2 separate regions of the Homo sapiens genome follow, and region 1 is linked to region 2. A link is a loop called in an ENCODE intact Hi-C map of the cell type or tissue named here. Cell type or tissue: body of pancreas. All regions are shown on one strand. Links, peaks and the distances in the headings refer to the core of each region. The heading gives the core; the rest is flanking DNA.

Region 1 (17,030 bases), core at 5,923-13,922, 410 kb before region 2:
TGTTTCCTCTGTAAAATATTAACTGTTAAGGTGCCTTCCGACTCAAACGCAATGTTATCATCAACCTTTAAGAGAATCGGTCACTTCTGTTCATTTTCTCTTCCACTAGATGGCGCTGTCCGTCACATTATAACAGTGCTGCTCAGGGCCTGGAACGGTCAGTTGCTACAGCTTTTCTTTAAGGTCTGTGAACTCCCGCCCTGCCTTAGACCTTCTGCCCCTGCTGCTATGGGGACGTTGTTGAAGTGCTTTCTTCTCCTTGCCACCAAGACACTCTGCAACATTCCTTAACGTTTCATTCTAGGCCACCTCCCCAAGCTTAAAAAATTTGTTTATGGTAAGAACGGTTAATATGAGGTGTAACTTCCTAACTAATTTTCAGTGTACAACAATATATTATTATCAGCTGTAATAATAATAACAATATATTATTACAGCGTTGAACAGCAGATCTCTAGAATCTATTCATCTTGCTTAATTGAAACTTTACTTTCCGTCTTTCTAGAACTCACGTTGCACCCGGCGTGACTATGATTTACCACTCACAGTTCAGGGTGGGGACACTGAAATACGAGGCTCATAGAGTCTGGTGGTACTGGGTCTTGGTGAGTAGGAGCAAGCAAGGCACTGCCCAAAAGCACTTCTACCCGTATGAGCATCCGTCCACAGGTAAGACCCGGGGACTCAGCCCCAACTTACCTGATGTGGCTCTGTGAGCACCAGGTGTGTGGGGCCGGGAGACAGGGACCACCCTAGTTTAGCTTCCTTAAGACCTTCAACAGTGGCTCTGCAAAGTGCTTATAAAAGGAAAAATCAGTGGAATGAATCCCAGGGCAGCTGAGATCTGCTGTGGATCTACTCTGTACCAGCCATGTGCTAGATGCTTGATATACACAACCACATTTATGTGTAGCACAAAAACCCTGTAAGGTAGGGACTGGTACTTTGATCCTCACTTTGTTTCTTGAACTTTCGCTAATTGTTCTTTGCTTCTGCCTCAACTCCGCCCCTTCTGTCCCTCTCAGTCTGATATACCAATGGACTGCCCTCCTAGCTTGGTTTCCTAGATTCCAGTACCATTTGGTGCATTATTGCAATTAACTGTTGAAAATCATGAGCCTCTTTCATGTTAGGGAACTAGGTCTTCTGGGTGGAATCCAGCCCTGAAGGCTGGGAGTTGGTAACTTTGCCATGTGTTTCTTGTTGTCACGAGATGCCTCATCCCTCATTCTAGGAGTCCTAAAAATTTCATATGTCTCAGCATCTCCTGAGAATTTTGTTAAAATGCAGATTCCACGGTCCCATCTCTATAGGTTCTGACTTATTATCTAAGGTAGGCTCGAGAATGAGTATTTTGAAATAAGCATCACGGGTGATTCTGAGGCAGTTTCCAAGGATCCTGTGTTGGGAAACTCAGCCCCGTGGGGCTGGCTCATTGTCATGGATGCCCTGTCTTGGTGCCTGCTTCTTAGCTCCCTGCCTATCTCTAGAACAGGTACCCCATGTGAAACGCGCTCATCAGGAATCTGTCCCTTTGCCCCTGGGAATCTTCTGTAGTCCAAACCAGGGCCTTCACCCTCAGCTCTGTTTTCAGGTGTGAGGCTCTTGCTCTTCCTCAGAGACAGGTTCCATGAGTAACCTTTTCCTTTCGGTTGGGCCTACTCCCTATAAGCAGGGCATGGCCTCACACCCAGTGCAGGCTTGGTAATGCCTTAATTGTGGAGCACACAGAGAACAAGTGTTACCAGGACGGGACAATGGTGGCAGGAGCCATGCTTCTGCCCAGCCCTAGAGGATGATGACGATTTCTCAGGCAGGTTAAGGGTGGGGTGGAAGCTATTTCTAGGAAAGGAAAAGCAAGAACAGTGAAAGGGCAAGGTGTGTTTGGGAGCCTAGAAGAGGCTGTGTAGCTGAAATGCATGTGTCAGTGGAGAATGAGTCACAGATGCATGGTGGGGAGAGGCTGGACATCCACCCCCAGGAGATTGTCCTTCATGCTGGCTGAGGAGTCAACAGGTGTCCTTGCAAGGGGGAGACAGACTGAATGAAATTGGGGGACTCAGTAGGAGAAAGAAAAGCTGATCAGAGGCTGTTGACTCTGATATAGAATAAAAGTAATGAAGGCATAAACCAGGACAGTGGTAGAAAAACCAGACCACAGAGGAGAAAATGTAGAGAAGTTTGATAGGTAGAAGCTAAGCATCTTGAAGCCCAGTTGTGGGTAGGGGTGGGTAAACAGGAGAAATCAACAACTAACATTTTAAGCTGAAGTGAATAAACAGATGGTGAGGCCATTCTACAAGACAAATAGAAGGTGTCAAACTAAGTAACACATAGAGAGGGAAACTCTCCAAAAGAAAATGATATTTATTTCGCAGTAGCCTTGCAATAGGAATATGTGCATCATAGTAAACTAACTGTGTGTATTCAAAGAGGTTGAGGCAAGGAGAAATTTTTAAAGGTAAAATAAGGAGGATTACATAAGTTGTTTTGAATTAATTATCCTTGGCTACAAGAATCAATACCAAGGGTGGCATCAGTCCAATGTTAAACAGGCAGTTGGTGGACAGATGTCCTTGTATAAGGAATTTTTTTGTGTGAGGTTGTGATGTCCTTTGTGCAAAGTTATGGCTTTTGCAGAGTCTTTTGTGATACTTCTTGTTATCAGGTGTATGTGTATGAAAAAAATCCCTTCTTGCCTTCTCTGGCTCCATTTTGTCAAGGCTTGACATAAATGACTCCATTTGATTCTGACAACGTTCACATTTCCCCCTTTTGATCAAGATTTTGCTCTGAAAGCATCAGCGATCAGTCATCTTGATAAGTTTTGGTTATCCCTCAGTGTCAGTGTGGACCTGTCCCAGGTTGCTGATCTGATCCTCTGTTGGAGAGAAGTGACTGGTGACTAGGAGTCCGGGTCAAAATTCTTTTAGCAACATTTGAGCAACAAGGGAGGTTTGGAAGGAGTGGCTCTTGACTAAGTCGACCTGGAGTCCATTGTCAAGTTCAGTTTTTGTCTATTCCATAGGCCTTGGCTATCATCTCAAAGCACTGGGCCAGCATTAGTCTGCTAGGATTGTACTTAGCATTATCTTGCCCAAAAAAAAGGTAGGCACAAGCAAGGGAAAATTAAGAGGGGTAAGAATCTCATTATGCTGGGAGTTTTGTTCTGTCGCTGTGAGAAAAGCCATCCACAACAGTCAACTGCCTATACCTCGTCCTGGTTTGGAGTCTGAACACCTCCAGTAATGGAATTAGGTGGTCTAGTGAAGTTTTGGTGTGACCCATACATCAGGCATGAGACTTGTCCCTTAAAATTCATTTAGTTTCAGCTACAGGGCTTCAGGAACAGACCAGTTATCGTTCTTAGTTGGAGCATTGCAGCTAGATATTGGAGGAAAGTAAGATAATTCAGAACCTAGTTCAGTCTACAGGTAGATAACCAGAACTCAAAAGCAATAGGTAGGACTACAATCTAATGAAAAGCGTATTATAGCTATAGAGAAACATAGTTTTTCTCTCTATAGTAATCCTGATTTTTATCACAGATAATCAAAATAAGACTAATTTGTTTGTAAAATAAGTTTAGTTTTTATCAAATTTTACCTGATCATTTACATAGTGTGACAAGAGTAATGATTGACCACATGGTAATTTCAGATTAAAAAACCCCTTGAGGCTAGAAAACCGAATCAAGGCAGACTTCAGACTTTGTCTGCAGGACGTATAAACAACTTAAAACTAAAATCTAAGTCAAAACCTTGGTAATATAACCAACACTTGCAATTGTATCCTTTTATAAAAAGAGGAGATTCTTATTGCTAGAAAAATAAGAACATTCACAAATAGTTTCCAAATTTTGGAGGGATCAATCAGCAAAAAAAAGTAAATGTTTCCACTTTTGTTCACAAGAGTATATTTTACCAAATTGCAAGCTGTAGATAAAGAGAAAAATGGTAAAGAGAAAATTTCTTTAAATCTGGGAAGCAAAACATTTAAATAAAGAGCCAATAGTTTTCAAATAAAAGCCATAAAACATAATCTTTATCAGTTATTCAATTTCATGTAATTAATTTTTTGTTTTGCTTGATCTTGATTAGCAGTTTCACAAATTCAACAGTTTCTCCTTTAAAGTTGAGGAAAATTTTTATTCAGTCCATCATCTAAACATTATTAGAAATCTGCATTCGAGAGTACTGGTTAGAATCTTTGCCATGAATCTGACTGCAGATGCCTTTAGAGAAGAATCAAAACAATAACTGTGGATGACAAAAACTTAGAATAACCATGGTTAAAAATCTGGAAATTGATAAGAAATTTTTTTTTTGTGGCATACAACAAGATAGCCAGAATTATAACTGATGACATGCTAGATTTTAAGGAATTTTGAATCACTTTGGAACATTCGTATCAATAACATACTCATAAATGTAACTGAGATAAAAATCTAACATCAGATATCATTTGATAATGTTTCCCATATAATTCAACATATTAATTCAGCCTAATTTAGTTTAATATGTCATTTCCATAAAACTTTGAGATGTTCCAGGGTCCTCTGGAACATCCCAAAGTTAGTTTGAGATAAAAAGAGATTTAATTTAGAACTTGATTGTGGGGAAGCCTGCCAAAAATGTCAAAAGGTTCAAAACACTTTATCAAAATGGGATAACATGTCACTGTGAAGTAATAGTCATTCATTTAAACAAAGTGATGTTCAAAAGACTTTAGAAGCAAATATAGACAGTCACATGGCTGTAAGAAGAAAAATCCTTAACCCTTTCGAAGTTCATTTTTCCTAAGTAGTAAACTCATGAAGACAACATGAAGCACAAGAAATGACAAAATATTTGTTTCCTAGGCCAATTACTAAAAGGTAAAGAAACAAACCTCCTTCAGCGTGATTGCTTCCGCATATGGGAAGCTTGTTTAGATAATCTGGAAGTCAAACCTGATGAAAAGGTGCTTGAATTCAGTCAAGCACAGGAAGAGTCTGTGCCCAAGTTATGAATGTACACCATATGACAGAAGAAATAAACAAGAAAGCCAGTACCTTGAACAGGGGAATGTATGGCTTTTAGAAAAAGTAAAGACACCTGAAATTGCCTGGATGCAAGCACAATTCGGACAGATCAAGAAAAGCCAAGAGTACAGAATCAAGTTATACTGGAAGAAAACATTGCTTTTCTAAGCCTTCAGGACAAACATTTCAGCATCAGGTCACAGCAGCAGATTAATAAATGGAAAAAAAAGTTATAGGAACTGATGAGAAGGTTGAAGGAGAGAATTACCATCCCAGCCAAGCAAAAAGCGGTACTTTCTCAAGGACAGAAACAGCAGGAGGCAGTGATGCGTGACTTGCAAATCACAAGCTGTGGATACAACGGAAGTTGAACTTCCAAGATATTGAATCTGAAAAGCTTCAAGAGGAAAATTCTACCTTGAGAAATAAAATTGCCATTCTAAGTGAAGAAGGCAGCATTCTCAACCTTAAATAGGGAAATTAAATGGATCTCAGGAAGAAATACGGCAGAAATAAAAACTGTAAAACAAGAAGATGTTGCAGTTCAGAAAATGGTTGAAAAAAATTCAGAATTAAAAGAAAAACTTTTTTTTTTGCTAGAAAAGATCAACACTTTAAGTAAATTTTGTTATTCCAACATAGGGGACCAAAATATTCTAGTTCCGTATTAGTATATTAATGCTCGATTTTTGGAAAAACTTCTAAATGATTCCTTTAATTATAGCCAAATTGATTACACACAAAATTTCTTTCTTTCTTTTTTTTCTTTTTGAGACAGTTTCACTCTGTTGCCCAGGCTGGAGTGCAGTGGCATGATCTCAGCTGACTGCAACCTCTGCCTCCTGGGGTCAAGCAATTCTCCTGCCTCAGCCTCCTGAGTAGCTGGGATTACAGGTGCACACCACCATGCCCGGCTAATTTTTGCATTTTTAATAGAGATGGGGTTCCACCACGTTGGCCAGGCTGATCTTGAACTCCTGACCTCAAGTGATCCACCCGCTTCAGCCTCCTAAAATTGCTGGGATTACTGGCGTGAGCCACTGTGCCTGGCCAAAATTTCTTTTATAAATTTATTATTTATAAAACATTTGCAACGTGCTCAGAACTTCTACAACATGCTTGGACCTTCAGTTTTGTAGTTTTGTGCTATACTTCTTTTTACCAGTCATTTTATTTTAGGACAAAAAATTTACTTTTTTTTTCTCTTTCCCTTTCCTTTTTTTTTTTTTTCGTGACAGTCTTGCTCTGTCACCCAGGCTGGAGTGCAGCGGCATGATCTTGGCTCACTGCAACCTCAGCCTCCTGGGTTCAAGTGAGTCTCTTGTCTCAGCCACTCCAGTAGCTGGGATTACAGGCACGTGCCACCATGCCTAGCTGATTTTTGTATTTTTAGAAGAGACAGGGTTTTGCCATGTTGGCCAGGCTGGTCTTGAACTCCTGACCTCAGGTGATCTACCAGTCTCGGCCTCCCAAAGTGCTGGATTACAGGCGTGAGCTACTGTGCCTGGCCCCCTTCCCATTTTGAAAAGTTCTTTGGTTTTTAACCTTCGTTACCAAAAATGTATTTTCACAGCTATAATTTTTTAATTTCTTTCTCACATGCTTACTGGTTTTTTTCTATGTTGTTTCTATTTCCTTTCTAAGTCTGTATTTTGAAACAACCATTAAATCACCTCTGATTTAGACAATAAAGAACTCATTTTCTATGCCTTTCTTATAATTTTTCCCATCGAAAATACATCTTAGCTTTCTGGTACACTTTGTGTACAGAATTGTATATACTAATTAGGAATTTTACTCATAGTAACCTTAATTTCTAGTGAAACCTTAGAAGTGAGCAGTTTTGAACTCTTATTCTTATACCAACAGCTTATAAATACATATTTTATAATTTTTAGAAACATAGCTTCTCATACAACAATTTTTAATAGTTAACAATTTTATTAATAGAGTCAAATGTATTTAGTTGTTCTATAAAATTTAAGAAGTCAAGAACAAACTTGTACTTGTGTTCAGCAATTTATTTTTCATATTGGAAATGACCCAGACACTTAACGAGTATCTATTACTTAATTCAACATAATATTACTTTAACATTTCAAATTACATGAAAAGTTTATTTATAAATATTTATCCAACTTATAGTTACCAAATTTATTTTTTTAAACAATTATACCTAGATTACTTATGAAAACTGCAATATTCAACAGGTCGAGTCATTATTTCAAGTGATTTCTTTGTTAAGTGATTTTATAGCCTGTAAATATCAGGCATTTATCACCCAAGTAAGAACTTTAAAGTAAATATGTGTGTATTTTGCCAATAATTCAGAAGGTACAGCTATTTTCATTAAATTAACAATATTAAACTAGCCTTATTCATGAAAGACTTACACAAAGATCATTTTGTTTTTAAGCTGGATTTATACTTTCATTACTTTAAAACATCTAGGGGAGACAAATATAATCCCATCTGACCAATAAACCCAGGAAAAAATGTATGCTGATAATTCTGAAGACATTTCTATTTTTATATTATCAATAATTTAAAAATCATGGATCTTAAAAACATTTGAGCTAGTTGCTGTATTTTTGGTAACATATTTGATTTAAACACTTATTTTTTTCCTTTTAAGTTAATTAATTAACTAGAGCTCTTTCATGAATTCTGGTTGAAAGCTATTACATACACACAACATGAAAACACACAAACAACATAAATACAGAAGCAGATTCCCTAGCTTCCTTTTTATTTATTTATTTACTAATACTTATTTACTTATTTTTAGAGATGGAGTCTTGCTCTGTTGCCCAGGCTGGAGTGCAGTGGTGTGATCATAGTTCACTGCAGCCTTGAATTACTGGACTCTACTGATCCTCCCACCTCAGCATCCTGAGTAGTTGGGATTACAGATGTGAGTCATGGTGCCCATCTTCCCTAGCTTTCATCTTAGAATTTTAGTCATAAGACAGTAAAATATAGTAAAATAAAATCATGACATTAACTGTTTTATATTTTTATCCAAATTGTGTTTCTGACAAAATGGGACAAATCTATCCTGCTTGATAGCTTAGCGTTATGATTTTTATTTGCCTGATAATCTTATGAAGGCTGTGGACCATACTTGGGATAAAACAGTTTGTTGTAAAAAAGTATTTTACCATGTTTTCACCTCTCTTTTCAATTTTAAGTGAGTTGAGAGATTAATTCTTTCAATGTTTACATTTTACAGTCACGTGTTGTTTAATGATGAGGATACATTCTGACAAATATGTCATTAGATGATTTCCTCATTGTAGGAACATCATAGAGTGTATTTACATGAACCTAGATGGCATAGCCACTACACACCTAGGCCATATCGTATTGCCTGTTGCTACAAACCTGTGCCGCATGTAACTGTACTGAATATTGTAGGCAATTGTAACACAATGGCATATTTTTGTGTATCTAAACATATTTAAGCATAGAAAAGGTACAGTAAAAATACATATTATAATCGTATGAAACCTCAGTCCTGTATGTGGTCGGTTGTTGACTGAAATGTTGTTATGCGGTATATGACTATAGTTAGAATTGGCTGAATTGTGCGAGACCATCTCCAAGTGGTCTTAAATTTTAGTAACAAATTTTCCTTTGTTTGCTGGTCTGGTTTGCTTGACTAGTCAATGCAGGCAGGGAAGCATTTTATAAAAATGTATTTGCTTTTATTTTATGGCAGACCAAGTAAATTTTATGCTGGACAGAGATATATTATAGCTCTGAGCTCAAGATATTGACCTGTTTGACCTGGAAGCTTTTCATAAGAACATTTATCTAGTTCTTTCCTTTCAGACTATCAATCCTTCAAATAACAGTTCCATTACTCTAAGTGATTATTAGACAGTCAAATCCAAATTTACATTAAAAGGGATGACTCCTCAAGAGGCTGTCATTGAGAATGGTCTTCTGGTGGGGGAAGTGGAAGCTGAGAGAAAGATTGCATGGACCTTTTGCTTTTGTGGCAATATTTTTTTTCCAGTGAGCTGCTTTTTTATACTAGTTTTTATACTGGGAGCTTCTATCTGCTGTAATTGAAGTTTAAGGGTTTTAGTGGTTTTCTTTGTAGTAGCTTCCTCAAGAGTGTAGGCAAGTTGGTTTGCTAAATTAATTAGATAGGGAGTGGGCATAGTTTCCCATTCTGTGTGAACTCCTTTAACAAACTGGGAAAGTTTTTAAGAAAGGCAATTCACAAACATAGAATTAAAATTACTCAAGTAGAATCAACATCAATAGGTAATTGATATGGTTTGGCTGTGTCCCCACTCAAATCTCATCTTGAATTCCCATATGTTGTGGGAGGGATCTGGTGAGAGGTAATTGAATCATGGGGGAAGGTCTTTCCCGTGCTGTTCTCATGATAGTGAATAAGTCTCATGAGATCTGATGGTTTTATACGGGGGGAGTTTCCCTGCACAAGCTCACTCTTTGCCTATTGCCATGTAAGACGTGACTTGCTTCTTCTTGCCTTCCACCATGATTGTGAGGCCTTCCCAGCCACATGGAATTTTAAGTCTATTAAACCTCTTTTTCTTTATAAATTACCCCATCTTGGGTATGTCTTTATTAGCCCCATAAAAATGGACTAATACAGTAATAGAGAATTAGCTAGGAAACTTCTAAGAAAAATAAGTTTAGGGAGTTTGAATGATCTGTTTAATAGCCACAAATTATCCTTGGTGTAATTTGTCCATTGATTAAAAATATATACAAGAATGGACCATAAATTTTGAACAGATAGCTGGCTGGAGTCACAGAAAGGTTGGCATGCCTCAAGATTTGAGAATCCCATTTCATTTCTTAATCTCTGAGAGCAATAAATAAATAAATAAATAAATAAATAAATAAATCCTATAAATCCTATCAGGCCATGTCAGGGGTTTGGACTAATGTTTTAGATGGTGGATACTGCCCTAGTGTCTTTTAATTTTGGCCATCTTGTGCCTACCATATGGAATGTTCATTTTTACTTTTGGGAGATGTTCAGAAATGAGGTAAGGGGAAAAAAGTAAAATAGCCGGATAATTTACAGACATGTGTGGCCAAACCAAGATGAAATCAAAGAGTGCTCACAAAAATTTTAGACCAGGCAAGCAGACCAAACAAAAATAACTTAGGCATGTAAAAAGATCCCAAACTGAATTCACCGGAAAAAAATGAGGTCCTCACAAATGGAATGTAAATTCAGTAGAAGCTAGAGTACTCTCCAAAAGGACACTTGTCTTTATATCAGAAAGGGCTTGCCAAAAAAGACTTTATAGTCTCAAGAGGGATGCAGGGTCCTTCATTTAAGGCAGTCTTATACCAAAAGAGAAGATCCCAAATAAAGTCAAAAGAACTCATCAAAAGGAGGGAGTGCAAGAATCAGAGAGGAGATTCATCAGGGTAGAAAAGGCAACTCCTGGAAGTAGATAGTGCAAAGGGCTCTGCTGGGACCACACTCAGTTCCAGGGGCCATTGATCCATGTGAGGCGAGCTCACTCTATCCTGCTTCTGGACACTATGATGTCAGACTAAATAACAAACAGAGAGGAAAATTCTCTAAATAAAAATATTTATTCAGGAGTAGCATTGCAATGGGAATACATGTGTCTTAGTAAATTACATGTGTATTCAAAGAGGTTCAGGCAAGGGGAAGTTTTTGAAGGCAAAACAAGGAGGATTATGTAAGTTGCCTTGAATCCGTTATCTTTGGCTACAAGAATCAATAGCAAGGATGGCATCAGTCCAAGGTTGGTCAGGCGGTTGCTGGACAGATGCCCCCAACGAAGTGTTTTCTAAGGTTTTGATGGCCTGTATGCACAGCTGTGGTTTTGGAGAGTCTTTGGTGATAGTTCTTGTTATCAGGCATATGTGTGTGAGAACCTATCTTCATGGCTTTCCCAGGCTGCGTTTTGTCAGGGATTGGTACAGGTGACTCCATTTTGATTCTGACAACTTGCACAGATAAAAGCCAGCTTGGAGTAAATAGATTGAATTCAGTTTGGATGTGCTAGGTTTGATGTGTTGACAGTTTTCTACTGGCCCAGATGTCAGCACTTCATTTAAAATCATGTATTGGAATATTCTTTCATAACTTTACTGCATAAACTGGTGGAGTGCTGTGTATGTGTGTGTGTGTGTGTACCTACCTGTATGTATAGTTTGGGGTGGGAGAGGTGTTTAAACCAGTGAAACGTAATTATGCCAATTAAAAAATAAAATAATTTATCATTTAAAAACTGATGTTTTGTTTATTGATTGGGGCACAAGACTAGGTTCCTTTTATCCACTCTGTTCAAATTAAAGAACTCTTATTAATCATCTTACTTATTATGTAATGTTTTTCTTCCCTTTTTCAGAAACTCCTTCCCATGACAATTAAAAAACCTACAAGATGCATACTTGCTCCCAGGAATCATTGTGATTACTAGAATACTATAATATTGAGGGAAAAAAGCTATCTAAGTCTGTGGAGGGGGTCTCATTCTATTGCTGTGGTCACTGTCCCTGTTCAAACACAGGCACGAGGTACATGACTTCCTTCATTGGTAAATGATCTGGGTGACCTGGGTATGTAATGTCCCAGCCAGGTTGCTCTTCAGTGGTAGGGCATCCCTGTCCACTGAAGCAAAGCTCTTTGGTGACCTAAGGCTGAAGCCAGTATTGCTGGCACAAGGATAGTGTTTTGAGGATAGGGTGGGAGATGTCTTTGCCCTGATTAGTATTCTCAGTTACAAAAAGACCACACCACCATAGGCCTGGACTCTCTACAGTTACACTGCCATTTTGGTGCTGATGTTTGTTAATGTATACACACTTGCAGCCATTTTTCTAAGGAATGCCACATGATGCCCAGGTCTAGACCCACCTTCCCCCCAAACTTCCATATCTCAGCTTTTGAAGCAGAGGAAGAACTTCCTTCTATTGGATTCAGGGCTTGCTTCTACTTCTTGACCTAGAATGATACTTCTTTAAACGACTGTTGGAATCAATCAAAACAATAGATGAAAGTCAGGTGGCTGTCCCACTGCTGCCTTGAAGAGATATCTTACTTTCAGAGTTGCCTCAATGCCCGATGTCAAGTTATGCTTGACAACATAATCAGGCCGTGAGTACTTATCAGATGCCCACAGATGGTGTAATACATGGTGCTCACACACTCAGGCCCTCCTTCAAGGATTTATAGGTGATAAGTACATAATTAAGTGAAGTATGTCACAGAAAGGTAGTAATTACAACCGTATCTTTAAAAGGGAGGGGAAGGTTAGAGAGGGGGAGAACGAATTGGGAAAACCTAACCAAGGCGGCCGACTTTGAACCATTCAGAAACTCAGTTTCATATTTAATAAACACCTACTGACCAGCTACTAAGTGCCAGGCACTTCCACATAATTATTTTTGTTCTAAGAAATATAATTAATCCTCAAGTGTATGCTGCATGGCTCGAAAAAAACAATTCTTTAAAATCATAGAGTTCCTCAAGGCCCAATAGACCTAAATCTTTCATTACAACATTGTAGCCTGAAGAGTGTAGCCTGCTTGCTTAAATGTGCAGGAGTTTGCCAAACCCCAGATGCTCAAGAGAACTCAATGAGCAATTGTTGATAATTATGAATCCATACACAAAAATGGATGAAGAGTTCACTTGGGTCATTTAATTTTCTCTTTCTTTATAGATCCTGAGATCACTAAGCTTGAGTTGCTGTGGCCTTTCTTAAATTGTAGTCAACATTTGGATTACTAATTTGTGCCAACTTCACAGGGAAGTACAAGAAACGTCAAAGACCTGGGCCACGTCTGTGTTTCTCAAATATTCAGGGATGGACCACAGAGCAATTTTTACTATCAAACTCAGATAGCATTGTTCTTTGGATGTAAATACAGGCAAATAGTTTTTGAGGCAGTAAAGATTTAAGAGTAGGAAAGATACGGGTTTGAGTTACCCTATTTAGAGTTCAGAGACCTCAGCAAGTCACTTCACCTCTCTGAGTTTCCATTTCCTAATCAGTAAAATTGAGATAATATTCCCTGTCTCCTACTGAGGGTTAAGTGACATAAACTAATAAAATACTCAGTTTAGTGCCTGGCAATAGTAAATATTCAACAAATATTTGTTACTTGTTTTTCCATTCTCCTAAATTAAATATCATCTTATACCTAGTCCTAATATAGATAACTTGCAACAAATGCCAAAGGTTTAAGACATTATTTCAATGAAATAATTGTATTTATTAAAGTTTCATTTCTGTGATTTGGGGAAATGCTGTTATTTAAATATGGTTGAGGAAAATTTTAATCCAAACTGTGGCACCCAGGGCATTGTGAGATCATGACTTGAGCCCCTCTAGCCAGTATGGTTTAGGGATGACTGTTACTTCCCATAATAAGGTAACCATGTAATCACATAATTCCCACTGATTTAAATAGTTATTTCCAAGATCTTGGGAAATAGGATCATTGGGCATTTCCAAGATCTTAGGAATAGTATCATTGTATTAATACAAACCTATCAGATGGATTTCAAGACCACTTGGACTCTAGCTCATACTTTTGCCTCCTTGTACCTTATTTTCTACTAGGGAAGACTGCAGACATCCTTTCAGTGGTAGACACCCTACACAGATATAGGACACAATCATACATTTTAGTTCAAGAGACTCAGGGGTTGCTTATCTCCAGCCTTGTACTTACAGTTGCTAGGACCCTGACATCCTCTTTCACATGGTTGAAAATACTCCCCATAGATATTTTAATGGTTGTCTGTCAAGGCCAGGGACATCTAGAGAAGGCCACGTAGGTTATAGTAAGTTTTCACTTATCACTAGTTTATCACACCAGCTAGTTGACATCTTCCACTTCTGTGGGAGTGAGGCAGAGGTCAGTTTCTGGTTGGGGCCTGAATGTTGGGGGTTTGGGGTACAGCAAGAGAATGCTGATTAAGGAAGTGGGTATTATGTGATGTAGCCCTGGACTGTATGTCTATAGGAGCAGTGGGGATTTTGGAGGAGGAGATGAAAGTTTTGGACAGATTTTACCTACTCTACGGTTTTGTCTTACTTGCTCTGACTCATCTTCAAGAGCAGGTTGTTTGAGATTAAAGAGGTTGTCTCTATGGTAGATGCAAATGATTCTTGAAGTTCAGTAGGAGTTTGCTGAGGGGTTGCTAACCTCTCAGGGTGTGTCCACAGATCAGGTGGTACTAATTCTGGCTTCTGAGTGATGTTTGATGAATCTAGTTGAAAAGTAAGGAAAACAACAACAGCAGCAGAAGCAAACCCCATCGCCATTCTTGTTTTTAGACCAGAATATGTTTGTAGTGGGTTCCTATACCTTTCTGAGCCTGAAAAACTTGACCTAACAGGTAATAGAAGCTTTTTATTATGTAAATCTTTGGTACCTAGTAAGTACTCCTTTCATGTTTCTTCTTCTTTTTTTTCGAGACAGAATCTTGCTCTGTTGTCCAGGCTGGAGTGCAGTGGCGCAATCTCAGCTCACAGCAACTCCACCTCCCGGGTTCTAGGGATTCTCCTGCCTCATCCTCCTGAATAGCTGGGATTACAGGCGCCCACCACCATGCCTGGCTAATTCTTGTATTTTTAGTAGAGACGGGGTTTCACCATGTTGGCCAGGCTGGTCTGGAACCCCTAACCTCGTGATCCGCCCACCTTGGCCTCCCAAAATATTGGGATTACAGGCATGAGCCACCACGCCCGGCCTCGTATTTCTTAATGAATGAATCGAACTTAAGTTCTGGTGGTTGGGAATGTGTAAGAAGGTTGAATCCTGACTATGATATTCAATCAGATCTTTCAACCTTGACAATTTGATATGATTACCAGTTAGTCCACTGTCCTCCCATACAATTCTCATGTGAACAAATATGGCACCCAATTACACTTAATGCCGAGTCTGAAATTATAGAAGAGCAGAGCTGAGAGCAGTCTTAGAGTTTCATTTATCCAACCCTTTAATTTTGCAGATAATGGAACAGAGGCATAGTTTTAATCCTTTTGAAAACATGTTAATCCAGATTCCCTCCTGACTGTAATGAATAGGTGCTGATATCTTTCACTGCTGACCCAGAGCCAGGATTTTAGAGATTAGTTTGCACAACACTATCTATAATAGAATATTTGTAACTCTGGTGTTTTCCCACCTCCCTTTATGTGTACCCTCCCACCTCTTGAACTTTCATCGCCAAAGGAATACATCTACAAGCTTAGAATTACAGAAATCCACATGTGCATGTGGGAAATAAACATATTTGGAGAAGGGGAGATTTTTTTCCATCCCTCATATTTTCCTAGATGTAAACTTTTTGAAATTTTGGGGCTGAGAAATAGGCATAAAGAGAATTACTGACTAAATGGGAATAGGTTGAATTCTTCAAGAATGTATATCATCTCCAGAGAACAAATCTGTTTTGTGAGGTAGTTTTGGGATGCACAAACACTGCTCTGGGTAGAGTTTGAAATCACAATGACACATCCTACTGCTTCCAGTCTTACTTGTCCTAGACTTGATTCTGGCTTGTTTTATGGCATGATTTTAAAAATTAATCCCTGTCACTCAACTCACAGGCCTTGTTGAAAAATTCCTCACCAATATTTTTAAATTAATGTGGCTTCACTGACAGTCTTAGAATCTAAAAATAAAGAACACACTCATCAAAAGCAATTGTAAGGCTAGTAGCAATTGATAGTCTGTTTTATAAGGAGACAACACATTAAAAAACAAAACAAAACAAAACAAAACAAAAAAACACCTAACAATTATCTGTGGGTACTTGTGGGGAGTTACTAAAGTTAAAGGGCCCTGAATTTGTCAGCTATGTCCTTGCTGCCTTATTGTATTATTTATCACACAAAAGGACCAGATTTTCTGAATCTGAATTACTTAGTACTCATACAATTGTTTTATGAACTTTTCATGAACCGGCATGATATTGGCCAGCACAGAAAAGCTAGACTCTGCTGATACAGATTGTAGACTTGATTTCTGAGGCTTTAATCTAGTGGAACGTGGAAATAACCTGAAATTCACAAACTTTTTTTTCTTTTTTCCTGGTAGAAAGAATAGATGTTTAGGAGAAACCGGATCAAGCAGACTCCCTGGTAATTTGTACTCATTTCCATTCTAATATAGTTTCTCTGTAGCCGTCAGTACTTGTTTTATGAGTTGCTTTTCCAGTAGTGGTGACACTTTGCAATAACACATTTGTCTTTGTGGCTTCTGGTATAATGATTGGGTGGAGGAGGAAGCTGTTTTCCTGTGATCGAACCTATTTGGAAATTGAAACTGCAGAACATGGTCTCATTCACAACACATTATGACCAACAAAAGAGTGCAGACCACAGGCACGTATGCATGTGGAACACCCTTAGATTTACCATGAGCAGAGTAAATGTCTCAAAGGAAGAATATTTTTCTTAAAATATTTTAGATGAGAGATGGAAAGCAAAATATAGACAAACTATGCTCAGTCAGAATATTGCTAATGGTTTATGGATTTTTCAGAACAGTTTTCCAGGTTACCAACTAATAAATATAGAGAGAATACTGGTTAGAAAATAACTTTTAAAACATTATGGTAGTCATTGATTCAAGCAAAAATCATTAGTGGATGCTAACATTTGAAAATGTTTGATGAGGGCAAGCATAGCTACAGTCTCAAAATATCTTCCTCCTTCGTATTTATCCAATAAAAGGGGCAGTAATAACTTTACAATGGAGAAATCTACAAGACATCACCCAACCAAATGATCAAAAGTAGAATGATCAAAGGTAGAATGGGAAAAAGGAACATGATATGCCTCCCGAGGTGATGCCCCGAGATAGCTCAGGCATTGTGCTTGCCAAAAATGCGTAACTCGAATCTAATCATGAGGAAACTTAAAAATAATACCCCAAACTAAGGGACATTTTATAAAATAACTGGCCCTTACCCGTCAAAATGTTAATTCCATGAAAGTCAAAGAAAGGCACA
Region 2 (17,030 bases), core at 5,646-13,645:
ATAGGACATATGGGCATCATGCACTTCCTTACATGATTCATTGAGAAGAACACAGCATGACTTTGGTGGTTGTATTAGTTTCCTAGGGCTGTCATAACACATTAAGGTAAACAGAGTGGTTAAAAACAACAAAAATGTATTCTCTCACAGTTTTGGGGGCTAGGTGTCAAAATCAGGCTGTCAGCAAGGCTGTGCTCTCTCTGAAGGCTCTAGAGAAGAAACTTGCATGAGCTTCTCATAGCTTCTGGTGGTTGTTGACAATCCTTGGCACTCATTTGCTGGTTGATACATCACTCCAATCTTTGCCTGCATTGGTACATGGCTTCCTCTTGTTATCTGTATCTCTCTTTTGTCTCTGCATCTTCTCATGGCACTCTCCTCTCTGTGTGCCTATGTCCAAATTCCCCCCTCCTTACAGAGAGACTAGTCATTGGATTGGGTCTCATCTTAATCCAATATGACATCATCTTAACTTTATTTCATCTGCAGAGACTGTATTTCTAAATAAGGTCACATTCACAGGTACTACGGGTTAGAAGTGGGACACGTGTTTTTGGGGGACACAATTCAACCCACCACGGTGATACTCTCACAAAAATGCATAACTTGAATATTATCTTGATTAAACATCAGACAAACCTAAACTGGGAATTCAGGAGAATTCTACAAAACAAATGGGAAGTCTTTCTTAAAGGTGTCAAGGTCATGAAAGACAATGAATGAGTGAGAAACTGTTCCAGATTAAAGGTGAATAAGAAGAAATTACAACTAAATGCAATGCAAGGTCTTGTATTGATTTCTAACCCAGAAAAAAAGGACTTTATTAAAACAACTGATGAAATTTAAATATGACCTGTCAATAATATTCTATTAATGTTAACTTCCTGGTTTGGATCAGTGGTGTATATAAGATGTTATCATTTAACGATATTTTATAAGCATAATTATTATAAATGTGGTGTATCACTAGGATGTAATTATATCATTTTCTAATTGTTTATTGTTAGAAGATAAGAAGATAATTTTTAGCGTAATAGTGTAACAGCACCTAAAAGAACTTCTTATTAGTTTTCATTGTTTTTTAGTTGATTCTCCTTGCTTTCCTTATTATTTGCAAATAATAATTTTGTCTCTTCCTTTTATATAATATCTCATCTAATTTTTTTTGCTTTACTTAGTATTTTGAGAAAAATGTTAAATAACGGTAGTCATAGCAGGCCATAAATACCACTAATGTTTCTGGGTTAGCATTATTATGGGTTTGTTGAAGAAAAATATTATTTTTAATATTATAGAAGTATTCTTCATTTTAATTTACAAAGTCATCATTTTAAAATTAGAAATGAAGGTTGAAGATCAAAAGTATTTTTGCAGATGATGTTATGATTTTTTTCTCCTATCAGTCATCAAAGCAATTGTCTCAGTCCATTACAGCTGCTATAACAAAACATCTTAGACTGGGTAATTTATAAATAATAGAAACTTATTGCTCACAGTTCTGGAAGCTGGGAAGTCCGCAATCAAGGTGCCAGGAGATTCAGCGTGTGGCTAGGGCTTGCTCTATAATTCCAAAGTGACACCTTCTCATTGTCATCGCATAGTGGAGGGGGCAAACAGGCTCCCTCAATCCCTTTATAAGGACACTAATCCTATTCATGAGGGCAGAGCCCTCCTGATCTAATCCTTTCCCAAAGGCCCCACCTGTTAATTCTATCACACTGAACATTAGGTTCCAACATATGAATTTTGGAGGAACACAAATATTCAGGCCATATCAGCAACACGCTACATTAATAGATTTCCTAATATATGTTTCTTGCATTCCTAATGTATATTAATTAGATTTATTTACTAAAATGTAATTTAGGGTTTATTTGTTTATATTCACAAGAGAAATGGGTTTACGGATGGGAATTTTGTGCTTTCTTGTCATTTTTATACTAGGTATATGCCAGCTTGATAAAAGTAATCAGAGAATTTTCTATTTTGTGCTTTGAAACTGTGTGAATAGTGTAGAGATTTATCATTTACTTGAAGGTTGAAAAGAATTTACCTGTCTACATGTCTGGGGTTGATGCTGTTTCCACGGGAGGTAATCACTTGAGAGTTGTACAATTTCAATCATGTTTAATTTTTTTTTTCAGATTTTCTACTATTTCTTGAGATTCTATTAATATTTTCCTGGAAAATTATTTTTTAAATTAAGTGCCACAAGCTGTCTCTTATAATTTTAACAGCTTTCCCATGTCTGTATTTTGGCAGTTTAAAAGATCAGCCCTTTATTCTGAGTAGTGTCTGTTGCAGAGTGAAGCTGGGTTGGCCAAGAGGTTCTTCTCAATCCAGTTTTATCTACCTCAGTTATCAAACATGTGCCTCTAGAGCAAACCTATAATACCTGATTCGAGAGATATATATTTGACGTATTTTTATAAATCGTTCAAGGTGCTTTATTAGAGAGTTTGGAGAGAATGTATTCGGGGTTGATAGCCAAATATCAGTTTAAGTTGTAACTATAACAATCTGATAGAAGCAATTGCACACAGCAATATTTTGGGCAACAGGAAAACATTGGCACAGCCTTTCAGATGTTAATCAGAGCAGCTCACGGTTTGTGGCTACAAACAGAAGTGAAAAAGAAGGAAGTATTTCAGTCCCCTCGAAATAGGGGTACATTGAATCTGTAAATGACCTTGGGCAGTATGGCCGTTTTCACGATATTGATTCTTCCTACCCATGAACATGGAATGTTCTTCCATTTGTTTGTATCCTCTTTTATTTCCTTGAGCAGTGGTTTGTAGTTCTCCTTGAAGAGGTCCTTGACATCCCTTGTAAGTTGGATTCCTAGGTATTTTATTCTCTTTGAAGCAATTGTGAATGGGAGTTCACTCATGATTTGGCTCTCTGTCTGTTGTTGGTGTATAAGAATGCTTGTGATTTTTGTACATTGATTTTGTATCCTGAGACTTTGCTGAAGTTGCTTATCAGCTTAAGGAGATTTCAATTTCGGTGGCCTATGTGAACTTTCCATGTTCACATGTAAATCAATTTGGTGAGAAACCCAGCTAAACCTGCTTTTGTGACAATACTTGGCTCTTTTTAGTATGATTATGGATGAACATATGAACCATAGTATCTCTTGGATACCAAATACCAGAGAGTCCTACAGAAAGTCTTTCCAACAGCTACAAATACGAAATGCCAAAACTCAAACCCTATCTAATTACAGCTTTCCACCTTCTCTTAATCTCCATATATGTATATATTTTTTCCATCATTTTAGCCAGTAAATTTTGAAGGAAAATAAAGGTTCATATGAATTAATTTTCAAGAGTATTTATTTTATTTTTTTGTTAGAAATTTAAAATTTTTGGCAGGAGTTTAAATGCCACCATTTCCCCCTCTGAATTTCAAAAAGGAAAGAAAAATCCCTTCTTCCTCCAGGGCAGTTAAGTCCTGTTATTGAGCAATTTTACAGATCTTGATTTATACTCTAAGAGTAGAGGAGGGGAAATGATGAATAGAGTATATTAACAATGACATAAAGGTACAGAGAAAAAGAAGGACATTTTAGCACAAGTGTCTTGCCCAGAGGTAGTGCTAAGAGAAATGTTCTTTAGATTTCTACCACAAACTTGGAAACCTTGAAGTAGAGAAGTAACTTCCTTTTTTACCACTATGTTTCACAAGTTGTCCAACCTAAATCAGTAGGTGCAAAGAGTTGTTAGTCAAGTAGTTGTAATTTTCTGGAAATAAAAAATCTTTAGCTAAAGTGCAAAAAAAAAAAAAAAAAAAAAGAAAAAAAAAAAGAAATAGGGTTACAAATCAACTTATATTACAGGGAAGTTTTTATAATTAAAATGCAAATTTGTACTTTATGTGGAATAATGCTTACTGACAGTCCAGCATATTATTTCTTCAGGGTTTCTCTATTTATTCACAGCAGCTATTCTGGACAGGAATAGTACTTGTCCATTTCCAGAAAATCAAAAACCAGGACTTTTAAAGAAAACTTTTATAGTTCCAGAAAAAATAGAAGCCTGGTTGTCTTTAGTTAAAATATACATATTTCTACAAGTCATTTGCAACCTGCCTTTTGTTCTTACAGGTAAAATCCAGAATCTCCTGCCTGATGACTCTGTGGATTCCACAACCAGGATGATTCTGGTGAACGCCCTATACTTTAAAGGAATCTGGGAACATCAATTCTTAGTGCAAAACACCACAGAAAAGCCTTTTAGAATAAACGAGGTAGGAAATTTTTAAAGATCAGTTTGGATTTTCACATGGCATTGTACAAGTGATTCTCTTATAAATTCACTCTTCTTTTAGATTGTATGTTCTAGTGAACTATGGCTCTTACCAGGGAAGTGATGGCTGGGCTAAAAGCCTTCAGTTCCATGGGGAATTCATTGAAATTCCCCTGTCCTTGTTTTTCTCTGAATATACAATCACTCAGTCCTTGCCACCCATGTGAGCTGGGTAGGGTAGTTTTCATATTTATTTCCTAGGTGAGAAATATAGTGTGGCCAAGTGACTGGAGGCATGCCTGAGTTAGAAGCAGTCCAGAACAAGAACCTAAGAGTCCTCACTGCAAGTTCTGTACCTGCCCTGCTAAACCAGTACTAACTTCTACCAAATTCTTACCCTTACATAAGTAAAAGCAATAAAAACGGAGACTAAAGTAAGGTTATAGATTTGACTCTCGTGAATGGGCTGGAGTGTGGCTGGGCCTTGGGACCTGATTGGAAACAAGGACTTAAATGTTGTCAGGATTTTTTCCTCTATTTTTTCAACTCTGTTTCTACCATCATTCTTCTCTCAGGTTGTGGTCTAACTTTCTCTGCTTCCCAGTTCACAATGACAGAACATAGCTACTCACAGGACCTTCGCCATTCTAGAGACCAGTTGGAAAATCCCATTCCAAATTCCTAGGAAAGGAACTAGTTGACCAAGGTTTGTTACAGTTGTTTAGTCTAGGGATAGGCCACAAACAGTGCTGCTGTGGAACTATGGCTGTAATGAATGTGTGCAATAGGTATTTCTCAATCAGTGGGGTGAGGATGGGGAAGAAACTGAACACATAATCGAGTAGGTTAACGAGAAGTGAGCTGGATAGTTACCTGGGTTTATATATTCACTGGAAATTTTCAGTTGCAAGTGATAGAAAAGTATTCCAAACTAGCTCTGGCAAAATGGGAATTGTATTGGAATTAGCTGAGGTGACAAAAAACTGGGAAGTCCAGGAGTGAGTGATTGGGGTATTTAGAGTCTCAACACATAATCCCAGTTCATTCTCATGCTGTCTCTTTCTCTTTTTCTCTCTAGTTGCTACTCTCATTCTCTAATAATGATCAGGGAATATGGTTGCCTCATATTCAGTCTTCAAGCTTCACAACTCTAGTAGACAGAGAAAGTGTTTGCCATTAGTTCTAGGAGGGCTCTGGTTGGGGCCATTCATGGGCTCTCTCTGGAAACAACCACAGTATGCTAGAGTACTCGCAGTAAACAGCCCTTGTCGTATGGCCACCACCTTAGCATACGGTGGGGCTTTGTGATGGACAGTTCGACATAGAATGGAAAAGTAACATATGTCTACAACATCTAAGTTGCAGGGGTGTTTGTTTTGCTTTCATTTGGCAATTGGTCTTATTTTAAAATAAGCTTGATTTTTAGAGCATTTTTAGGTTTACAGAAAAAATTGTGCACGAAGTATAGGGCTCTCATATGTCCCCCCTTCAACACACACACAGTTTCCCTTATTATTAACATCTTACATTAGTGTGGCATATTTGTTATAATTGATGATCTAATATTGATACATCATTATTAACTAAAATCTATAGTTTACATTTGGGTCCACTCTTGATGTCGTACTGTTCTATGGATTTTGAAAATGTTCAATATCACGTAGCCACCATTACAATGGCATTCCGAATAGTTTCACTGCCCTAAAAGTGCCCTGTGCTTCACCTGTTCATCCATTCCCCCTAAATTCCTGACAGCCACTGATCTTTTTTTGTTTGTACAGTTTTGGCTTTTCTGGAATGTCACATAGTTGTAATCATACAGCACGTAGCCTTTTGAGGCTGGCTCCATTCACTATGAATTTAATGTTCCTCCATGTCTTTTCAGGGCTTCATAGATCTTTTTGTTTTATTGCTGAATAATATTTTAGGGTACAATTGTACCACAGTTTGTTATCCATTCACCTATTGAAGCACATCTTAGTTCCTTCCAATTTTTTGGCAATAATAAATAAATTTTCTATAAATACTACACTGTGTGCAAGTTTTTCTGTGGACACTGTTTTTAACACATTTGAGTAAATACCTAGGAACAAAATTGCTGCATCGTATGGTAAGACTAGGTTAACTTAGTAAGAAACTGCCCAACTGTTTTCCAAAGTGGCTGTGCCACTGTGCGTTCCCACCAGCAGTAAATGACAGTGCCTGTTGCTTCATATCGTCATCAGCATTTGGTGTTTCATATTTTAGCCATTCTAGTAGCCGTGTGTAATTTGCAATCTCCTAGTGACATATGATTGAGCATTTTTCATGTGCTGTATGTCTTCTTTGTGAGGTGTTTCTTAGATCTTTTGCCCATTTAAAAAAACTGGCTTGTTTGTTTTATTATTGTTGAGTTTTTTATTATTTGTTGAGTTTTTATTATTGTCTCATATGTTTTGCAAATATTTTCTGCTCATCTATTGCTTGTCTTTGCATTCTCTTAGTGAATGTCAATTTTTATAATACTAAAATACTTTCTCAAATATTTTCATGTAAAATATGCCTTAGTTTTTGGATTATTGGCATTTCCATAATTTACACAAGATCATATATTAAGAGTTTGATTTAATACATGTTGCTGTGATTTATAGAGGTTACCACAGTTGTGTTAGAAACAGAAACTCACATATCTGCTATTGCTGATACTTTTCAGTGGAACAGATATTTCCATAAAGGAAGGTCTGGATAACTTTATTCAGCATTTAGCAGAGAATCAGCAGTTTCACCAACTGAGAGCCAATGATGGTAGAGAATTAAGGAGTTGGTGGAATACTTCTTCAATGACCTTGTTACCTGTTTTTTTGTTTTTTTGTTTTTTTTAGACTACAAGCAAACCAGTGCAAATGATGTTTATGAAGAAAAAGCTTCACATTTTTCACATAGAAAAGCCAAAAGCAGTGGGCCTTCAACTCTACTACAAAAGCCGTGACCTCAGCCTGCTTATACTACTGCCAGAAGACATTAATGGGCTGGAACAGGTAAATAACATCAGTGTGTCTGATGTGAGGGTGTTTCCAGTGTTTACTAAGAAAAGAACTGCTTGGCCAAGGTTTCTCCCAATTGTCCTCAGGAAGAATGTTCTCCCTATTATTTAATTCCTATAGAGAAAGGTCACCAATGTACCTTGAGTTCTAGGCACTTCACCTTCACAATATTATTTAAACTTTACAACACTCTATAAAATTAATATTACTGTTCCTCAGAAAGGTTAGGCAATGTATAGACAGCTCCAGCCTGGGGTCATCACACACATAGCCACATGTACAACAGATACAAATATACCTTGTCAGTCACAGAACTGTGTGGATTGATCATAACCATCTTTCAATCAGTCTAGGTTTCCCTCTGGTAGGACCTATGTAATTTGAAATTAATATTTTAACCATTTGCATTAGTATACACACACGTACGCAGACATCAAGCTGTCTTCCAAAACTTATTTGTTGAACATTTTTATCAAGTAAGCAACCTTCAGGAGAAAAAGTCTCTATCAATACTGTCTTCAAGAATTATTTAAGCTGTTTACCAGCTAAATTTCTATTAATCTGGACACAACTTTTGTCAAACCATGCTTCTGAGCAATTTGCATGCCTAAACTGAACATGAGTCTCATGCAACGGATGGCCTGTCTTTCTTTGCACAGTGTCTAATTTTTCACATGTGTCAGACTCTTAATACTTATAAGTTTCCACGATCCTACTAGTATGTAGAAAATATTTCCAAATTATGTCATAAAATTTGTGAAACTGGAGAGGATAGTGAAAATAAAACCAGTGTGGACAAATAACCATCAGAGTCAAGCCCTTGTAAGATAAAAACCTAGAAGTGCAATTTCCTGAGCTGAAGATACTGTCATGTTATTAATGTAAGTGGTTTACAGGTATGCCATTGACAGCCAAAACTTCCGTCTAGAAGATGCATGTGCATTGAAACAAACATGTCATTTAAAAAATCAAACATACACATATATACATGTGTATTTTTGTGTATACATATATACATACATATATAGTATGTACACACATATTTATCATTTTAAAAATTTAAAATATAAAGAAGAGGGAAAGCATCCTTAAACTCACTGTAAAATAATTACTTTTGAGATTTGGAGGATTTTCTTATCTTTTCTTTCTTTTTTGACTTAGTCTATAATTATTAATCTCACGTTGTTTTGATTAGAGTATAGACGTGTTATTTTATTCCAAATTTTGTTTTCAAAGAGCTGTCTCCCATGTCGATAAACAAGATTTTTTGTGCCTTGGCTTACAACTTGAACTAGAGTATATGCTTTTGTATAGCTAACATCTAAATGTATATTTATATTTATGTATTTGAGTGTATAGCTGATGTCTTGCATACTATAGCAGAAGTACTTCCATTTTGAATTAAACTCTAATTCTCCTATATCCGGATAGCAATTAATCTGCAGAAAAAAGATTTTGAAGGTCAACATTATACAACCAAAGGATTTCCAGATGTGTGTGTGTTGTCACCCTGAGTAACGGGAGTGATCATAATTCACCTATGTAATTCCTAGGGTGCTCTCTCTACTACTGTTTTTCATTCCACTTTGGAATTACTGATTCTTTCTTTCTTGGTTCCAAATGGGCAGCTGGAAAAGGCCATCACCTATGAGAAGCTGAATGAGTGGACCAGTGCAGACATGATGGAGTTGTATGAAGTGCAGCTACACCTTCCCAAGTTCAAGCTGGAAGACAGTTATGATCTCAAGTCAACCCTGAGCAGTATGGGGATGAGTGATGCCTTCAGCCAAAGCAAAGCTGATTTCTCAGGAATGTCTTCAGCAAGAAACCTATTTTTGTCCAATGTTTTCCATAAGGCTTTTGTGGAAATAAATGAACAAGGTACTGAAGCTGCAGCTGGCAGTGGGAGTGAGATAGATATACGAATTAGAGTCCCATCCATTGAATTCAATGCAAATCACCCATTCCTCTTCTTCATCAGGCACAATAAAACCAACACCATTCTTTTTTATGGAAGATTATGCTCCCCCTAAATCCTGCATATCTCTCAACAAACAAGACCATCTTACAGTGTGAAAAATGTACCATGAGATGGAAAAGCACAATTTTCACAAAAATGAGTTTGTAGTCTAAACCTTTTTCACATTTGAATATAAGTAAATAGATCTTGAAATAATGCATTCTAATGATCCTGTCATATCTGTACAGCTGGAGAGAATGACGATTTTTATTTTTAACACGTTAACATTTTGTCTAATGTGACTTTCATTTACATTTCAGAAGTACTATGCTATTCAACTGAATGCCTTACAATTCTTGATCACTTGCAATATCCATGATACTTGTTATCATATATTTCATATACATCATTAAATGAAAAAAAATCTTTATAAAGGTGATATGATATTGATAAATACGAAGTTTCTCAAGAATATCGTTTTGATCAAAAATTTAGCCCGGCATGGTGGTGCACACCTGTGTTCCCAGCTACTCAGGAGGCTGAGGTAGGAGGATTGCTTGAGCCCAGGAGGTTGAGACTGCAGTGAGCCAAGATCACACCAGTGCACTCCAACCTGGGCAACAGAGCAAGACCCTGTCTCAAAAAAATCATTTTGGTGGCTCATAAATTATGATTGTAAAACTAAACCCCCTTTTTCTGCTATTTAAAAAATACTTATATTGACATTAGCTTAAAAAACTAGTGAAATCCAAATGAAATTTGAAGTTTAGCTAGTAGCAATCTCTCAATGTTGGTGCCCTAGTTTTGACAAATGTACCGTGGTCATGTAAGATGTTATCACTTGGGGAAACTGTACTGGAGTATATGAGAATTAGCTGTATTATCTCTGCACCTCTTCTGCCAATCTAAAATTATTCCAAAATAAAAGTTTTATTAAAAATAGTCATTATGGATGGCTGAAATACTCAATACCAACATCCCCCAGTAGCCTTAGCCCCGGCGAGCGCAATGCAGCGCGCGTTCCTCCTCCTGGGCGCCCATCCTCGGCTGCTGCCTCTTCCTTTCGGGCCCCGGGACCTGACCTTCCTTCCGGGTCCGCACAGAAGGCCTGAGCGCGTCGCCTCTAACACTGGTCCAGGGCGGGGGAACGCGGTGTGCCTCGGCTGCCACCTCCTGGTGACTAATTCTAGTGGACGTGGAGAGCGAACCACAGCCTCAACAACACCTAATTCTAATTACAGCTGGTGATCGGTGAGGTGACGGAAATAAACGGGGCGCTATGGCGGGAACTAATAGATGGTCTCCTTAGGGTGTATGAGGTGTCCCTTGACCCTTCTCTCCCCGAAGTGGACATCAAGGTGATCCTCCCCCCATGACCTCCTACCCGTGGCATCCTGCGACCCCCACCCCCGCTGCCAGCCCAGTCCTCCCAGGAGCCCTCGAGGGGAGCACGGGGTTGGCTGAGGGGATGGGGGAGCTTCCGCGGACACAGTCCAGCCCCGCAGAATGCAAGCGGCGCAGAATCCTTGAAAGAGCTTCCGAGTGAAACCCACGCCCGCCCGTGGGGCGGAGCCCTAGCAGGGGCGGGCGAGTTCCCGCAAGGCCAGCGCGGAAGGGAAGAACACGGTGTGGGGAGGCAGGGGCTCAGGAGGGCGCCATCAGCTGGTGCTCAGAGCCCGGAGGAAGGAACTCCCCCCGGAGTTGGGGGGGGTGGCCCTAGGGATGCCTCACCGGCCCCATCTCTCCACGGAGCTACGGGTAGCATCGCCCATCGCTCCTACACCCCACGCGCCCTGGCCCAGAACCGGCGCTAGGCTCGGGCAGGGATCACCTCGAGGCCGGGGCTACCCCAATTTTAGGGCCTGAAGTTACCTGTTGCTTTCAGGGACTCCGAGCCCTGTATTTCTCCGTCTGACTCAGCTCCTAGACCACACGGGAGCCTCTGCTCTTTTCCCGACATCTCCGGATTTCAGCATCTGGCTCAGCTTCCTGGTCATCGGTACCTGCACCATCATCTGTCCACACATCTGCAGCTTTCAGTTCCTCCTAGATGCCCGGCTAACCCCCAACCCACAAGATTCTACACCCGCTCGAATCTAGGCACTTTTACTGCCACTTAACTATGGCCACGCACTCTGTGATCCCATATGAACCTGGTCATCTCCCCAAACTGCTCAACTTCCTCCTCAAAAGTCCTCCTCCTTTTATTTGTTGTTTTCAGTAACTCTCTTATCTAGTTCTTTCTGTGCCTCTCTTGCCTCTCCAAGTGTCTTTTTCCGGCTCTTTTTTCCTCTATTGACCGCTTATATTTTGGCGTTCTTAGGGCTCTGGTGCTCTTCACACACCCTCTGGAAAATCACTCCATTCCCGTGACTTCAACTATATCGATTTGTTGAGGACCACTAAGTTTTTCTTTTTTTGTAGAGAAAGGGTCTCATTATGTTGCCCAGGCTGGTCTCGAACTCCTGAGCTCAAGTGACCTTCCCACCTTTGCCTCCCAAACTTCCCCTGAACTTTCCATATAACCTTAGCATGTCAAAAACGAAATTCATTTTCTCTTCCAAATTCATTCAGTTTCCTCTTTCCCCAATCTTGCTTATTGTCACTGCCATTCACTGGCTTGTCCAAGTCAGTAAGTCTGCAAATCATGCCAGCTTTCTCCTTCCTCACCCTCCTACCCAACAATCCCCAGGTCCTGTCCATCCTCCTTTTTAAACAGCTCTTCCATACATTTTTTAGTTTAGGTTTTTCATTAAATCAAAGACATTTCCCTAATTTCCTAGTATTTTACCTGCTGTTTCTGATTGTCACTATTCAGAAGGCAAAAGACATGGTAAATGCCATCTGTCCTTACCATACTATCCTTGTTCCAGCTTCCCTCTATCTGTAGACAGCATGCTCTCTCTAGTTCCTCATGGCTAGGTTTCTTGAAAGAGTAGTCGAAGAGGGCTGTCTTCACTTTTCCCTTTTATATCTCAATCCAATTCAATTTGATTTTTATCCCAACCACTCTCACTAAGGTAAGTAGTGACTAGAATACTGAGAAGTGGGCTCTCTTCAATCTTAATGTTCCTTTTCCTCTAGTAGCAGCTGCTGATACTATTCACCTCCTTCTTTTTCTTTGTCCAGCTTTTTCTGTATCTTCTCCTTTTTTACATCCTTTTTGCTATGTCCTCTTTCTGAAGCCATATCTTAAATGTTGGCATTGCTGGGCATGGTGGCTCATTTCTGTAATCACAGCGCTTTGGGAGGCAAAGGTGAGAGGGTCACTTGAGCTCAGGAGTTCGAGATCAGCCTGGGCAACATAGTGAGACCCTGTTTCTACAAAAGAGAAAAAAAAATTAGCCGGGCATGGTGGTGCATGTCTGTGATCCCAGCTACTTGGGAGGCTGAGGGAGGATCACTTAGGCCTAGGAGGCCAAAGCTGCAGTGAGCCATGATTGTGCCACTGCACTCCAGCCTGGAAGACAGAGTAAAGACCTTATCTCTAAATAAATAAATATTGGCATCATCATCTAGGCTTCTTTCATCAGACCAATGTCTTATTTATATGCAAGCTGCCTGGGCCAATTTGTGTCTCCTGAAACTTCACTTGGTGCCTCTACACCATACCTTAGTCTTTACTTCTGTCTCCAGGCATTTTTACTTGCTACTCCTTTCCCCCATGTTCTCTCTCTCTGTTAATAAGGTCATCATTTATCCAATTATGTATGTTAAAAAACTAAGTCATATAGTAATCTGCTCTTTTCCTTGCCCTCTCCCCCAAAATCAACTTGGTCATTAGCTCCTGTGATTTCTGCCTTCTAATGAGTTCTTGGCATCAGCATTGCTACTGTCTGGGCTTAGGCCCAAAATACTTGTGTTCTGGTCTCCTCCTGCATCCTAAGTATTGACATTAAAGTAAATCAGACAGAGAGAGAGAGAGAGAGAGAGAGAGAGAAATCAATAAATCATGCTATCATGCCACTTCTCTGGTTTTAATTCTATAATGGTTTTCCATTGCTCAAAGAATAAGCCCCAAATTTCTTAGAATGGCAGACAGAATCTTTCCCAGTTTAGGCTTGACCTACTGACTGGGTTTAACCTCATTCAATGTCACCATGTGCCACTCCCCAGTATACACCTTCTATTCCACCCTCAAAATATACCCATTCTTCACCTGCTACAAACCTTTTCACAACCACATTTTAGAAATATGTCCCCTCTGCCTAACATATTCTTTCTCCACTCTCCATCTGTAAAGTCACTCATCCTATAAGACTCAGCTCAACTGATGCTACTGTGGATTCATCCCGAGTCCCCAGAGCTACTGTTTCCATCATTCTCTTCTCATACTGCTGTGTACCTGCTCCATTAAAGCCGCTGTCCACTCTATTGTAAATACAACCTGTCTTTCCCATTCATCTGAGATACAGAGAAAAAGAAGGTACATATTTTATTTAGTTTTGTTTCTTAACTTCCTTATGGCCTGTTGCAGTGCTCAGTACAATAAAAGTCTAATAAATGAAGTTATGGACAACTAGTAAATGGTTTGTTTATATTGTTTCCCAAATCTGTTATTTAGTGAAGAAGGGATTTCAAGGGATGAAAAGATTTGATGTGGGAAGGATTTAGAAAATATCTAAGCATCTAAATGTAAAAGATGGTCTGTGGTTTAAAAAATACAATCACTTTTTCTCTTTTTAAAACAGTACAATAGAAATCTAGAGTGGAGCAGGAGAGCATGGCCTCATTGCATCGCTGAGTCCTTTTCCCTCAAAAATGAATTATTTTGATTCTTAACTGTGGGAACAAGAGAGGTAAATTTATTCAGAATTTTTCCATGAAATTCCAGTAAGGGGGAGAAAAAAGCAATTTGCATTTATATTGATGGACTGTGAATTTTCTTCAATTCCAGATCTATTATTTCAGTTCAGGGAATGGAAGCCACTAGAGATAAGGAATCTTCTTCACCACTTGGTTGTTACCAGTCTGTAAGCTGAGGCGCGGGTTGCTGAGTGCCGGAAAAATATGTTCCAGCCTCAGTGCTTGACCCTCCACTAAGATATTTGAAGATATGGCCGGGCGTGGTGGCTCACGCCTGTAATCCTAGCACTTTGGGAGGCGGAGGCCGGTGGATCATAAGGTCAAGAGACTGGGACTATCCTGGCCAACATGGTGAAATCCTGTCTCTACTAAAAATACAAAACTTAGGAGAGATCAGGTTCCAAGATGGTCCAATAGGAACAGCTCCAGTCTACAGCTCCTAGTGTGAGCAACGCAGAAGATGGGTGATTTCTGCATTTTCAACTGAGGTTCCGGGTTTATCTCACTGAGGCTTGTTGGACAGTGGGTGCAGGACAGTTGGTGCAGCCCACTGAGTGTAAGCTGAAGCAGGGTGGGGCATCACCTCACCCGGGAAGCGCAATTGGTCAGGGAATTCCCTTTCCTAGCGAAGGGAAGCCGTGACAGACGGCACCTGGAAAATCGGGTCACTCCCATCCTAATACTGCACTTTTCCAATGGTCTTAGCAAATGGCACACTAGGAGATTATATCCCGCGACTGGCTGGGAGGGTCCCACGCCCACGGAGGCTCGCTCGCTGCTAGCACAGCAGTCTGAAATCGAACTGCAAGGTGGTAGCGAGGCTGGGGGAGGGGTGCCCGCCATTGCTGAGGCTTGAGTAGGTAAACAAAGCCACCAGGAGGCTCAAACTGGGAAGAGCCCACCACAGCTCAAGGAGCCCTGACTGTCTCTGTAGACTCCACCTCTAGGGGCAGGGCATAGATGACCAAAGGCAGCAGAAACTTCTGCAGACTTAAACATCCCTGTCTGACAGCTTTGAAGAGAGTAGTGGTTCTCCCAACACGGAGTTTGAGATCTGAGAACGGACAGACTGCCTCCTCAAGTGGATTCCTGACCCCCAAATAGCCTAACTGGGAGGCACCTCCCAGTAGAGGCCAACTGACACCTCATACGGCCTGGTGCCCGTCTGAGATAAAGCTTTCAGAGGCAAGATCAGGCAGCAGCATTTGCCATTCTGCAATATTTGCTGTTTGGCAGCCTCTGCTGGTGGTACCCAGGCAAACAGGGTCTGGAGTGGACCTCCAGCAAACTCCAACAGACCTGCAGCTGAGGGTCTTCACTGTTAGAAGGAAAACTAACAAAGAGAAAGGACATCTATACCAAAACCCCACCTGCACGTCACCATCATCAAAGACCAAAGGTAGCTAAAACCACAAAGATAGGGAGAAACCAGAGCAGAAAAGCTGAAAATTCTAAAAATTAGAGTGCCTCTCCTCCTCCAAAGGAATGCAGCTCCTCGCCAGCAAGGGAACAAAGCTGGACGGAGAATGACTTTGATAAGTTGAGAGAAGAAGGCTTCAGATGATCGGTAATAACAAACTTCTCCGAGCTAAAGGAGGATGTTCAAACCCATCGCAAAGAAGCTAAAAACCTTGAAAAAAGATTAGACGAATGGCTAACTAGAATAAACAGCGTAGAGAAAACCTTAAATGACCTAATGGAGCTGAAAATCATGGCACGAGAACTACATGACACATGCACATGAGACATGCTGATTTGATCAACTGGAAGAAAGGGTATAAGTGATTGAAGATCGAATGAATGAAATGAAGCGAAAAGAGAAGTTTAGAGAAAAAAACAGTAAGAAAAAACAAACAAAGCCTCCAAGAAATATAGGACTATGTGAAAAGACCAAATCTACATCTGATTGGTGTACCTGAAAGTGACAGGGAAAATGGAACCAAGTTGGAAAACACTCTGCAGGATATTATCCAGGAGAACTTCCCCAACCTAGTAAGGCAGGCCAACAATCAAATTCAGGAAATACAGAGAATGCCACAAATATACTCCTCGAGAAGAGCAACTCCAAGACACATAATTGTCAGATTCACCAAAGTAGAAATGAAGGAAAACATGTTAAGGGCAGCCAGAGAGAAAGGTTGGGTTACCCACAAAGGGAAGCCCATCAGACTAACAGTGGATCTCTTGGCAGAAACTCTACAAGCCAGAAGAGAGTAGGGGCCAATAGTCAACATTCTTAAAGAAAATAATTTTCAACCCAGAATTTCATATCCAGCCAAACTAAGCTTCATAAGTGCAGGAGAAATAAAATCCTTTACAGACAAGCAAATGCTGAGCGATTTTGTCACCACCAGGCCTGCCTTACAAGAGCTCCTGAAGGAAGCACTAAACATGGAAAGGAACAACCAGTACCAGCCACTGCAAAAACATGCCAAATTGTAAAGACCATCGATGCTAGGAAGGAACTGCATCAACTAACGAGCAAAATAACCAGCTAATATTATAATGACAGGATCAAATTAACACATAACAGTATTAACCTTAAATGTAAATGGGCTAAATGCTCCAATTAAAAGACACAGACTAGCAAATTGTATAAAGAGTGAAGACCCATCAGTGTGCTATATTCAGAAGAGCCATCTCATGTGCAGAGACACACATAGGCTCAAAATAAAGGGATGGAGGAAGATCTACCAAGCAAATGCAAAACAACAAAAAAAGAAGGGGTTGCAATCCTAGTCTCTGATAAAAGAGACTTTATACCAACAAAGATCAGAAGAGACAAAGAAGGCCATTACATAATGGTAAAGGGATCAATTCAACAAGAGGAGCTACCTATCCTAAATATATATGCACCCAATACAGGAGCAACCAGATTCATAAAGCAAGTCCTTAGAGACCTACAAAGAGACTTAGACTCCCACACAATAATAATGAGAGATTTAACACCCCACTGTCAATATTAGACAGATCAACGAGACAGAAAGTTAACAA

Evidence for each region. Peaks named below come from ENCODE experiments on the same cell type or tissue, not always from the same donor. Only the 100,000 strongest peaks of a DNase experiment are listed, where the experiment ranks them.
Region 1: a loop joins it to region 2, with 4 times the contacts of the local background. A loop is called at or near these places in 59 of 110 quality-filtered maps.

The regions. Positions count from the first base shown.
Region 1 is chr18:63,518,516-63,535,545 of GRCh38, forward strand. It overlaps a transcript of SERPINB12 not described here. Among named protein-coding and RNA genes, the nearest start is that of SERPINB12, 15 kb to the right of the region's middle. In body of pancreas, for the core only: no CTCF peak of the experiment used is centred there; a DNase peak (open chromatin) is centred at 10,806.
Region 2 is chr18:63,925,940-63,942,969 of GRCh38, forward strand. It overlaps SERPINB10 (serpin family B member 10), which reads left to right. Exons shown (of 8, transcript NM_005024.3): 6 at 4,106-4,248; 7 at 7,109-7,264; 8 at 8,899-10,172. The coding sequence ends at 9,303. Among named protein-coding and RNA genes, the nearest start is that of HMSD, 15 kb to the right of the region's middle. RefSeq lists an enhancer at 14,257-14,757. In body of pancreas, for the core only: a CTCF peak has its summit at 10,401 (motif pointing left); a DNase peak (open chromatin) is centred at 10,382; H3K4me3 peaks cover 329 bases.